Regions from separate parts of the Homo sapiens genome. Here region 1 is linked to region 2. A link is a contact called in ENCODE Hi-C or POLR2A ChIA-PET data. All regions are on one chromosome and are shown on one strand. Each heading gives the region's core, a stretch centred on a gene start or an enhancer-like site at or near the end of the contact. The rest is flanking DNA. Distances are from core to core; before and after follow the strand shown.

Region 1 (6,003 bases), core at 2,417-4,916, 77 kb before region 2:
TCAAAATATTACTGCTCATTGACAATGCCCCTGGTCACCTAAGAGCGCTGATGGAGATGTACATGAAGATTGATGTTTTCATGCCTGCTAATACAGCACTTATTCTACAGCCCTTGGATCGAGGAGTAATTTTGACTTCTAAGTCCTATAAGAAATACATTTCGCAAGGCTATGGCTGCCATAAATAGTGATTCCTCTGATGGATCTGGGCAAAGTACATCGAAAACCTTCTGAAAAGGATTCATCGTTCTGGATGCCATGAAGAACATTCATGATTCATGGAAGAAGGTCAAAATGTCAACATTAACAGGAGTTTGGAAGAAGTAGATTCCAACCCTCATAGAAGATGTTCATGAAGGAAGTAACTGCAGATGTGGTAGAAATACTAAGAGAACTAGAATTAGAAGTGGAGCCTGAAGATGTGACTGAATTTCTTCAACCTCATGATAAAACTTGAACAGATGAGGAGTTGCTTCTTATGGATGAGCAAAGAAAGTGGTTTCCTGAGATGGAATCTATTCGTGGTGAGGATGCTATGAACATTGTTGACAACAAATGATTTAGAATATTCCATAAACTTAGTAGATAAAATAGCAGCAGGATTTGAGAGAATTGATTCCAGTTTTGAAAGAAGTTCTACTGTGGGCAAAATGCTATCAAACAGCATCACATGCTACAGAGAAATCTTTCATGAAAGGAAGAGTCAATTGACATGGCAGACTTCATTGTCTTGTTTTAAGAAGTTGCCACAGCCACCCCAACCTTCAGCAACCACCACCCTGATCAGTCAGCAGTCATGAACATCAAAACAAGACCCCCCCGCCACCCCAGCAAAAAGGGTGCAGCTTGACTAGTGGAAGGCTCAGATGATCGTTAGCGATTTTTAGCAATAAAGTATTTTTAATTAAGATATGTATTTTTTATACATAATGCTCTCGCACACTTATACGGTATAGTGTAACCATAACTGTTATGTACACTGGGGGACCAAAAAAGTCCACATGACTCACTTTAACGTGATGGACTGGAACCAAACCCTCAGCATTGCTGACGTATGCTTTTATGTCATCTCCTTGTTTAAGAAACTTCAGAGTCTCCTCTATTGCCTTCTGGAATAATCATTTGCTACATGTCAGCAGGGCTATCCCAGGAGAAGGTCTTTGTGTATCAGAGTTAGGCAAGCAGACGCTGAACGGTTCATGGTAGGGAAACTGTAGAAGAAATTCATCTGAATTTGAGGTTGAAGTACTTTTCCAAGCTCAGTTCTATTTCTGTGATGCCTCAGTGTGGCTACCCATCATCACCTTATCTTTAAGTTATGTATTTGTCTCCAGGCAAACTGATGATTCTCCAAATATGTCCCATGCTGTCTCACCTTTTATTTGTACCTTTGGCTTGCTCTTCTGAGAATAACAGAGTGACTCCTTCCATCTTTCAGAAGCCCATCTCTTCAGGTTCAGCTCAAATACCATGTCTTCTATAAAACCTTTTGTTTTCTGTTTTACTTCTCTGGATTCCCTTAGCACAATTTGTGACTCTTATACAAATTATATTGCTTATTTGTAAATTGTTAAGCTTGATAAGCAAAGAATTTATCTTTTTTTCTATTCCCAGTGACCTATAAGAGACTTTGTACCATAATACTCTGTTCTTGTTTGAATAATTTTTTTTCAGTTATAAATACATCAAAAGGTACTTTACAATGTAAGGTATTAAAAGACTTACAGATTTCCTGAATCCCTGCCTTGGAGAAGTTTGTGTTCTTAACACCGACCACAGGCCTAGGAGCTGTCCATCACTGGCCTGTTATTCTCCCATCTGACGGGCTACCCAATCAAAAATGGGAAGATTCTCTTACAGAAAATTCTCTGGCATTGTTATTTTTTTAAAACAGTTTGGATATTAAACAAATGCTTGAAGTTAAGTGGTATTTAAGGATATAACATTTTTCTCTACAGAGATTTTCCATGTAATTATATTTGTTGCAAAGGAATTTTTATTGGTTATAGGATGAGGAAGGCAATGGTAATTTTATGTTGGAACTACATTTTGCTTTCTTAGTTCTCAAAAGTCTATTTTTAGGCCATTTTAGGCCTTTTTTGGTAGTCCATTTAAAAATAAATTGATAAAAGAAACCCTCACAAAGGTTCAGTATTAGATGTGCTTATACCTTCATTAACTCACATAAGTCTTATAATGCCTTAGACATCTCGTAATTGCTTATTGAGACTTTCTCTTTACAGAACTTTATTGAAAAGGTTCTTTCCATCTCTTCACTCTCACTCCCACCCCCCCGTATGAATTCTTTTTAGTTGGTAATAGGGCTTTTTAAGGAAGATCATATACCAGTGTTAGAGGATTTATGGACATTTGCCTTCAGAACTGCATGAGGCTGTCATTACTAACCTTGTGTGCTTTTTCACAGATCCCTGACATCTATGAGACAGCTTTGTTCATCTCAGGAACCTTTCAAAAATACATGCTGGTGAAGTTTGTTATATAGGGTGGTTTTTGTTTGTTTTGTCTAACTGGAAACAAACTATTAAAGCAAAGTCTTTTTTTTTAACCTTAAAACTGCAGTGATGAAGGACCAGCCAGCATTGTTATACGTACATCCTGTCATCAGCACAGTGTAAAAGCTTATTTCACATGGACTTCTCTTAGGTCTGTCTGGAAGCAAATTATTTGCTGATTGTAGCGCCATCCTATTCTGTACTCAAAGCTACCTATTTTAGGACTTTGAGCTATCTGAGTAAGTAGACTCTCTAAGCTAATACAAACATTATCCATTTACCTTAAGTAAATTTTTAGTGTTTTAATTATCTTTATTTAAAAAATAAACACCTGAAATTGACATCTGTAGGTTCAGAATATGACTTAACAAAGGATTTGTTAAATAATTTCACCTCTTTTGGTAATTCCCAATCAGTAATGTTGATATGACTGGCTATAAATAGATTGAGTCTGCTGTGATCTACCTTCATTTTTAGAAGAATGTACAAGTTTTATGTTCCACCAGTGGTTTTCTAACGTCAGTACAGATTCATCTGTAGAATTAGGTCATGTCCTTTGAGCCAAAGATCTGTAAAGAACAAAACAGGAAACTTGTCAAATTCTTCCGTATTTTGAGCTAAAGTGGTTAGATTTTTTTATATAAGAGAATATTATAACCTCTTCAGTCCCTTTTGAGGAAAAGAGTTAAATTTTTGTCAGAAATTCTGGTTTAGATGTTCTCTGGTTTAAGAATCAGATATTATTTGCTTTCTATTCCTACTTCCTAACACAGTTGCACGTGGTATAGTCGTAAGATGGGCCGTGGCATGATAGGCCAGATGACATCATCACAGGTGGTGTGGAAGGATGTGACAGGCACAGTGAGGAGTTCCTTATGTGGTGATAGGCGGACCCCTGAATGCCTACAGGGCCCCATCCCAAGATAATAACATAGAAAGTAGTTAGCCTGCGATTGGGAACTCCTCTTAACTGGTGGACTTACCAGATGGGATGATCTGTACTGACCTGAAGTGGACGTTTGGTGTCTGCTGGAAGGAATTAGGTGGCCCATAAGAGCTGCGACCACTCACAGTATGTTTTGAGCTTTCATAGACCCTTTGTACATGTTTGGTAGAAAGCCAAACGGAAAGCAGCTTTAATTAAATATGTTACCATTTTCATTAATTCTTAAACCTAGCCCTCCTTCGAGGCCTGATGTAGTTACGATGGAGACAGACAGACGTCGTGGTGCCATTGCTCATCTCTGCCACGCCACAGTTGCTGTTCTCATGGTCTGTGCAGTGAGAACTCTTCCTCTTGGGCCATGTCTTAGCTGCTTACTAGGAAACCAGTGAACTGAGTCAGGTCTAACCATGTCATCCAAACAAGCGCTTGCCCTGCTTACTGCATTTTTTTGTTGTCAGAAGTAGGGGTTTATTTCTTACTGGTCCCAGTTCCCCAAGGATGTCATATGAGGAGCAAGAATACAACATAAAAAAAAAATAACAAAACCAGAAACTACTATTTTTGTGGTCAGCAGTTGCTAATTAGCATTATTACTGTCTTTAAAAACAATTAGTAAAGTAACCTTTTATTTTATTGTTACAGAAGCAGTACATATGCATTGTAGAAAATTCAGACTAGAAAAAGAAAAGTATCCCATTTCCACAATCACTACTCTTTACACTAGGTGTCTTATTTTCTCTCTGTGAACGTGGGTATACACACAAACATACAGATATAAATTGTATATAAATGGTAATGGTTTACCACCAGTTGGTAATCCTTGCCAGAATCAGAAATGTTATTCCTTCCACGCTTAGCTGGTTTCATCTAGAAAGCAGCACTTTCCTGTATCAGCTGGAGCTAGTTAATTATGTCGAATTCCAATTTGGAATTCAGGATAGATGGCTAATTCCACCTCTCCTTAATTGCCATGTTTCAAAGTAAGAAGTTATTTTATAGCTACTACAAATAGTGACCAATGAAGAAAGCATTCCTGTCTTTTTTTCTGACAGTAGCATGGATGTATGGATTTACATTGATTTCATAATGTGTTTTGTTTTTTTTTTCTTTGTGCTTAAAGTTATCACCTTTTGGAAGCCCATTCAAGCTGAGTCTTCTACCTCATTAATATTTGAAACCTCTCTTGCTCTTAAATAGTGCTAAGTCTTTCATCTCTGTCAGTACTGTATCAGCTTAATCTTTCTCTTCATTATGGGTCATATTTTCCTTGCTTCTTTTCATGTCTGATAAATTATGAGTGGATGTCAGACATTGCAATTTTCACCTTGCTATATGCTGGATATTTTTGCATTCCCATAAACATTTTTGAGCCTTGTTCTGGGATGCACCTAAGTTACTTTGAAATAATCTGATTATTTCAGGTTTTATTTTTAAGCCCAGAGCAACATTTAGCTTAGGGATATTTTTGCCCCTTTCCTGAAACAAATCCTTTGTAGTATTGTACCCGATGCCCCGTGAATCATGAAGTTTTCCATCTAGGCTGGTGGGAATAGCCCTGTGTGAGGGGTTGCACTCTTGATTCACTCTTGATTCTTCCGTGTGTGTCTTTCCCTGACCTTGGGTAGACCCCTCACGTGATGGGCTGATCAGTGCAGATCTGCAGTGTCCTCTGCAGTCTCCAGAGCTCTCTCTCTGCGTCTCTGTCTTCCCCAGACTCTGTATCCTCCCACCACAGAGACCGCCGAGCTTTGTGTGGGTTTTCCATGCCTGCTCCGTGTCCTGGAGAGTCTCTCCACGCAGTGAATGGGCACTTGTGGGCTTACTCTGTCTGTCTCCCGTATCTCAGGATCACTTCTTCACTGTCTGGTGTCCAGTGATTTGAACACGGTTTCCTATATTTCATCATATTTTTTGTTTTCATTGGGAGCATAAACTGGGTCCCTGTTACTCCATCTTTGTTGTCTGCTTTGCGTATTAACTGATTTTCAACTCCAAGTTTATTTTCATCTCTCAGGTGAGAATAATACCACCGCTTATTTCACAGGAGAGTTGCGCCTGAAAAGGATGCTGTCGTCCACTATATAAATGTTTGTAGTACTGACTTCCCTACAGGACAGTTGTGGAACCGGGATTTGAAGCCTGGAAGCTGGGCTCCAGAATGGTCCTCTTAACACATCTGCTGCAGTTTACCCATCAATTGGCTTCTTGGAAGCGCATCAGTCAGTTACCTCTTCTCACAAGATGCTGTATTGTAGGCCAGTTAGACCCTAAGAGCACACACCGGGAGACATTGTGTTCACAGACCAGCTGGGCTGTTGTGTCATTCACAGCTGCGATTGGTAGGACTCACTGTGGCTCTGTGGTTAGCTTCAAGTTGACCAGGTGGCTTTGCTGATTTTGTCTGGACTCTCTCACATACATGTCTAATGCCTCTGAAAGCAAAAGGTTCAGAATATTAACATTTTTTTTAACTTGGCTATTTCTGTTTTTTCCTCTGGAGTTTGTTTCTCTGGCTGTATGACTTGCATGATACTTAATCCATTC
Region 2 (5,550 bases), core at 1,054-3,553:
ATGATGGGACTAAGCGTTGGCATAAAGGGGCCGAAGAGTTGCAGCAGCTTAGAAGGCAGAGCCAGCACACAGAGGAGAGACGGCCTGGATGGCCGCTCAGACCTGTAGCAGAATGTGCTCAAGCAAGAAATCAACTCCTACTATGTTGGGCCATTGAGACTTGGAGTTGCGTGTTATGCAGCAGGAACTATTCCTGCCTGTCCTGACTGGTCTTGTCTCTCTTTCTTTTTTGAGCCAGAGTGTGTGCTCACTCTGCCTCTAAACACATGTCTAAAAATGTATTGGTGTAATGAAGCAGGAGTGTTTGAAGATGTGCCATATAGAAAACTATTCATCCACTCTAAAATGCAGAGGAAGAGGAAGCAAAGCAAAACATGAATTTGCAAATGCAAACAAAACAAATGATTTTTGTGAGATTGAATTATTTTGTTGATGTTTAAATCACTTCCAGATGGATCAATTGGTTGCAACTGAGAAGAGATTATTCTTCCCTTGCCACACATCTACACAGAGGGTAGCAAAGTCATTAGCATAAATGGGAGGTATATAGCCACAACAGGAGAGGAATTGACCGCTGGTGAATTAAAATTTTTCTTTGAGGAGCTCCCAGCTCCTAATCCTCTTCTTTTGCATGATATTAACTCTGCATTTCCTAATGTCATTGGGAATTTATTTGTAGTTAAGATTTATATTCCAACCACCTTTAAGGGGTACTATTACAAGTACAAGCTTCTAAAATAGGAATCTTTTCTTTCTTTCTTTTCTTTTTTCTTTTTTTTAGATGGGGGTCTCACTTTGTCACCCAGTCTGGAGTGCAGTGGTGTAATCTTGGCTCATTGAAGCCTTGACCTCCCAGGCTCAAGGACCCTCCCGCCTCAGACCCTGAGTAGCTGGGATTACAGGCGCACCGCACCGCACCCAGCTAATGTTTGTATTTTTTGTAGACGGGGTTTCGCCATTGTTACTCAGGCAGGTCTCAAATCGCTGGGCTTAAGCAATCCACCCTCCTCAGCCTCCCAAAGTGCTGGGATTACAGGTGTGATCCATCACACCTGGCCTTAAAATAGGAATTTGTCACCTGTGGTCCAGATAATTCTGGGGGGTTGGGGGAAGGTGTACCAATGAACCATGTGAGACTTTAGGCAAATTGTTCAAGTGCATATTTTACATTTTTTCTGGGGAAAGGATTTGTACCTGTCATCAGATTCTTAAAGATCTGGGTGACTCAATAAAGGTTAGGAGCCACTGCCTTAAAGACAAAGTCAGGCCCGGTGCGGTGGCTCATGCCTGTAATCCCAGCACTCTGGGAGGCCGAGGTGGGTGGATCACTTGAGGCCAGGAGTTTGAGACCAGTCTGGCCAACATGGTGAAGCCCCGTCTCTATTAAAAATAAAAAAATTTAAAAAAAAACCAAACGGGCATCGTGGTGTGTGCCTGTAATCCCAGCTACACGGCAGGCTGAGGCAGGAGAATCACTTGAACCTGGGAGGAGGAGGTTGGAGTGTGCCGAGATCGCATCACTGCACTCCAGCCAGGGTGACAGAGTGAGACTCTGTCTAAAAGAAAAAAAGACAAAGTCAGTTTCCATACCATACCAGACTTTCATTTCATATTTCATATTTCATCAACCACATCCTGTTATTTTTCTTGGAACTGCTTCTCCTCCTCTCCTTTTTCTGACTACACACGCGCTGAAGGAGTGTGTCATGGAGAAGCAGGGATGGATACTTTCACAGGTCAGGGGAGGTCAGTTTCCTCTTAGTCCTCAAAGGTGCGGGCTGATTAGCAGGTCAGCTGTCTGAGCAAGACAGTATTGAACCCAAGCCACCACTGTGAAGGGCGCCCGGAGGATCTTTCTGGCGCAGAACAGCTCCGGCAAGCGACAGCCAATCCAAGATCTTTGCTCACCCTCTGGCGCTCAAGAAGGGGAGAGATGGCAAGTAGATGAGCCTCAAGGAGAAAGGAGAGAAAGTCTGTGCTGAACAGGTGTGTTCCCTTTCAAAGCCAATTGCCCTGTTTGGCTCAGTGAGGAACTTTAGGTTTTTGGATGAAGGGTTTTAGAAACAATGGGGAACGTTGTGGTGGCAAAGAGGATGAAAAGTATAGCCAACAGCAGAAGTAGTGAGATTTCTATAAACATCTTGGCACTGAGAGGCAGAGAAAGCTGATTTAACTAATTATGAGCAAACCCTTCCGGAAGTAAAGAGAGTGGGAAAATTCTGGCTGTCTGGTCAACATTACTGTCTAAATAAATCCACGCAGGCCAGCAGTGGGCCACTGGGTATCGCTCAGGCAGGAAGCAAGTTGGCCTTAAAAACAGCTGCAGCTCCTGAAATGGGGCCAGGCCTGGAGTCTTCCTGCTCACATGCCACCAGGTCTTTTTTTTCTTTTCTTTTTCTTTTTTTTTTTCTTTTTTTTTTTTTTTTTTTTTTTTTGAGACAGAGTCTCACTCTGTAGCCCAGGCTGGAGTGCAATGGCGCCATCTTGGCTCACTGCAACCTCTGCCTCCCAGGCTCAAGCCATTCTCCTGCCTCAGCCTCCCGAGTAGCTGGGACTACAGGCAACTGCCACCATGCCTGGCTAATTTTTGTATTTTTAATAGAGGTGGGGTTTCATCATGTTGGCCAGGCTGGGTCTCAAATTCCTGACCTCAGATGATCCACTCACCTCAGCCTCCCAAAGTGCTGAGATTACAGGCGTGAGCCATCGTGCTCGGCCCACTGAGTCCGAATATATCAATTTACTTAAAAACACACACCGTGGGGGCACTTTTATAGGACAAAAGCCATGCTCTGGTTGAAGATTGAGCAGAATACCTTTTTAAGGTGCTACAGAAGTGAGGACTCCAAAGACGGAAGGGAGGTGGCTGACCTCGGACAGAGCTCTATTTTCCTCTTTATCGTGCACACGAAACCGCGGCAGATCCTTTTTTTTGCTCTCATTTTTATTATGTCTTACAAGGATTCGTGTTCGGTTTTGTGGTTAAAATAGTCACATAGCTTGATCTGCAAAAGTGCTGTAATATTTTTTCATTGCTATTGGCTTTTTATTTCACTCTCCCTTTTTTTCCACATTTGCTGTAGAAATCTATCCACGGGTACAGTGGTTAAGTTGCTGTTTCTAGAGCTATGGTGAGAGGAACAGCGATCTGTGCATTAGTCAGCAAATGAGGACACCCTCTTAACTCTGCTGAATTAGACAGCAATGCAGTAGACAAACAAGTTGTCTCAAAGAGATAAAATATGAAACCAGAGAGGCAGTGTGGCCAACAGAAAAAACAATGGGTGAGGCTGGGTGCAGTGGCTCACACCTGTAATCCCAGCACTTTCAGAGCCTGAGGTAGGAGGATCACTTGAGTCCAGGAGTTGGAGACCAGCCTGGGCAAAAAAGTGAGACCTCATCTCTACAAAAGATAAAAAGTTAGGCACTTGTGGTCCCAGCTACCTGGGAGGCTGAGGTGGGAGGATTGTTTGAGAACAGGAGGTTGAGGCTGCGGTGAGCCCTGTTCACACCACTGTGCTCCAGCCTGGGCGACAGAATGAGACCCTGTCTCAAAAATAAAATGAGGCCGGGCGCAGTGGCTCATGCCTGTAATCTCAGTACTTTGGGAGGCCAAGGCGGGAGGATCACTTGAGGTCAGGAGTTCAAGACCAGCCTGGCCAACATGGCGAAACCCCATCTCTACTAAGAATACAAAAATTAGCCTGGTATGGTGGCGCACACCTGTAGTCTCAACTACTTGGGAGGCTGAGGCAGGAGAATGGCTTGAACCCGGAAGGCAGAGGTTGCAGTCAGCCAAGATTGCGCCATTGCACTCCAGCCTGGGTGACAGAGTGAGATTCCATCTCAAAAAATAAAAAATAAAATAAAACAACAACAATCCACTAGGCGAGCAGTTTGGAGACTCAGTGCCTCACAGCAATCCTATCAGGACTTCAGCATTCTACACAAATCAGAAATAACTCCTGTCCTATTTACTTTACCATGATTGCCCTGGAGAGGAAATACGTGGAAAAAAATGAAAATAGGAGGTATATTTTCATAGGAATACATTTTAATAGGAATCATAGTATTATCATAAATTTGGAGAAAGAATTTATAACGAAGTTTCTAAGGCAGTGCTAAGCCTTACACTAAAAGAACAAGACTGATTATCAGATATTGGCTGCACTAGACATGGAGGACATTGTTGGCCATCTGACCCAAACTCATTCATTCCTAACTGCTTTCTCTCTTGTCCATCTCAACTGAAAAGGCTGCAAAAGTTTCCTTTGTGTCTAATGGAGGCCACATGACACCATTCTGGCCGAAGAGTCTTAAGTAGACATTTGTTGTGGACTTGCAGAGAGAGAAGCTTTTGCCTTTTTCTTATAAAAGGGACAGATACAGTTGGTGTGAATTCCTCTCTTCTTTCTACCTTGAATATTGCTGTAATGTCTGGAGCTGGAGCAACTATTTTGTGATCGTGAGGCAACAAGCCAACATGCTAGGTATCATGAAGAGAAAGAACCAGCTTGCTTGGGTCTTTGATGACACTGAGGAGGTGCTACCCCAGCTCTGGGTGGCCTACCTGGAGACTTCTTGTTTATTTAAGACTTTTTTGGTGAGCGGAGGCAGGTGGGTTTTTTTTGTTTGTTTTTTGTTTGTTTCTTTTTTTTGAGACAGAGTCTCATCTTGTTGCCCAGGCTAGAATACAGTGGCAGGATCTTGGCTCACTGCAACCTCTGCCTTCCAGGGTTCAAGCGATTCTCCTGCCTCAGGCTCCTGAGTAGCTGGGATTACAGGTGCCTGCCACCACACCCAGCTAATTTTTGTATTTTTAGTAGAGATGGGGTTTCACCGTGTTGGCCAGGCTGGTCTCGAGCTCCTGACATCAGGTGATCCGCCCACCTCGGCCTCCCAAAGTGCTGGGATTACAGGCGTGAGCTACCACACCCGCCTATTTAAGACTTCAATAGTTGAGTTTTCTGTTACTTCCAGCCAAAGCATTCTAAAGTACACCTAATTCCAAAGTACACTTTGTTCCTGATAGTATGAAGCGCTATAATATGTTATAGGCTATATATTTAGACTTAACTAAATTGATTTTTCTTAAAAGGAAATTACCATATAGTAATTTGCAATTTTGCTTTACTTTTCAAAACTATATGATGAAGCAAAATGTAGGAATAATTTTTTTTAATTTCTATTTTGAACATTTTTAAACATACATAAACATCGTAAAAGGACTCCTTTCTCAGCCGCTCCAGCCACAGTCACGGCTCAGCCTGTCTCCTCCCTCCAGGGCAGGCGAGCTTGCTCCCACCCAAGGCACTCCCTTTCTCCATGGCACACCTAGAATTGCCAGAAAGGTCTTCTGGATGTTCCATCAAACCTTTCCGCCCTGTAACTTTTTACTTCGGTCTCTGAAGTGACAATGTGCAGTGTGCAGGCCTTTTTATAAAATAGTCATGGCATTTTCTCCCCATGTGAATCTTGCAGGCCAATCAGAAAAGGGGTATTTCTGGAGAAGGTTAAGGACAGACAGGAAGGAGGCCTGCCAGCCCCCGA

Evidence for each region. A loop is a pair of places that touch in the nucleus more often than their neighbours do. ChIA-PET counts read pairs that join two places held with the same protein, here RNA polymerase II (POLR2A). Pooled maps may share reads with other maps.
Region 1: a loop to region 2 is called in a map of naive thymus-derived CD4-positive, alpha-beta T cell, with 2.7 times the contacts of the local background. The contact joins two enhancer-like sites. A Hi-C loop is called at or near these places in 2 of 168 maps with a recorded cell type or tissue (endothelial cell of hepatic sinusoid and naive thymus-derived CD4-positive, alpha-beta T cell) and 6 of 50 pooled maps. POLR2A ChIA-PET finds 5 or more read pairs at or near these places in 4 of 52 experiments (H1, HepG2, activated CD4-positive, alpha-beta T cell and 1 more).

The regions. Positions count from the first base shown.
Region 1 is chr6:157,882,310-157,888,312 of GRCh38, forward strand. All of the region lies in intron 4 of SNX9 (sorting nexin 9), which reads left to right. SNX9-AS1 (SNX9 antisense RNA 1) reads right to left here. Exons shown (of 2, transcript NR_183542.1): 2 at 2,805-3,082. Among named protein-coding and RNA genes, the nearest start is that of SNX9-AS1, 7.6 kb to the right of the region's middle. Within about 2 kb of position 3,667, at least 4 of the 41 ENCODE cell types and tissues checked have a DNase peak (open chromatin) inside an H3K27ac peak, as active enhancers do.
Region 2 is chr6:157,961,133-157,966,682 of GRCh38, forward strand. No RefSeq gene overlaps it. Among named protein-coding and RNA genes, the nearest start is that of SYNJ2, 18 kb to the right of the region's middle. RefSeq lists a cis regulatory region at 2,976-3,318. Within about 2 kb of position 2,304, at least 4 of the 41 ENCODE cell types and tissues checked have a DNase peak (open chromatin) inside an H3K27ac peak, as active enhancers do.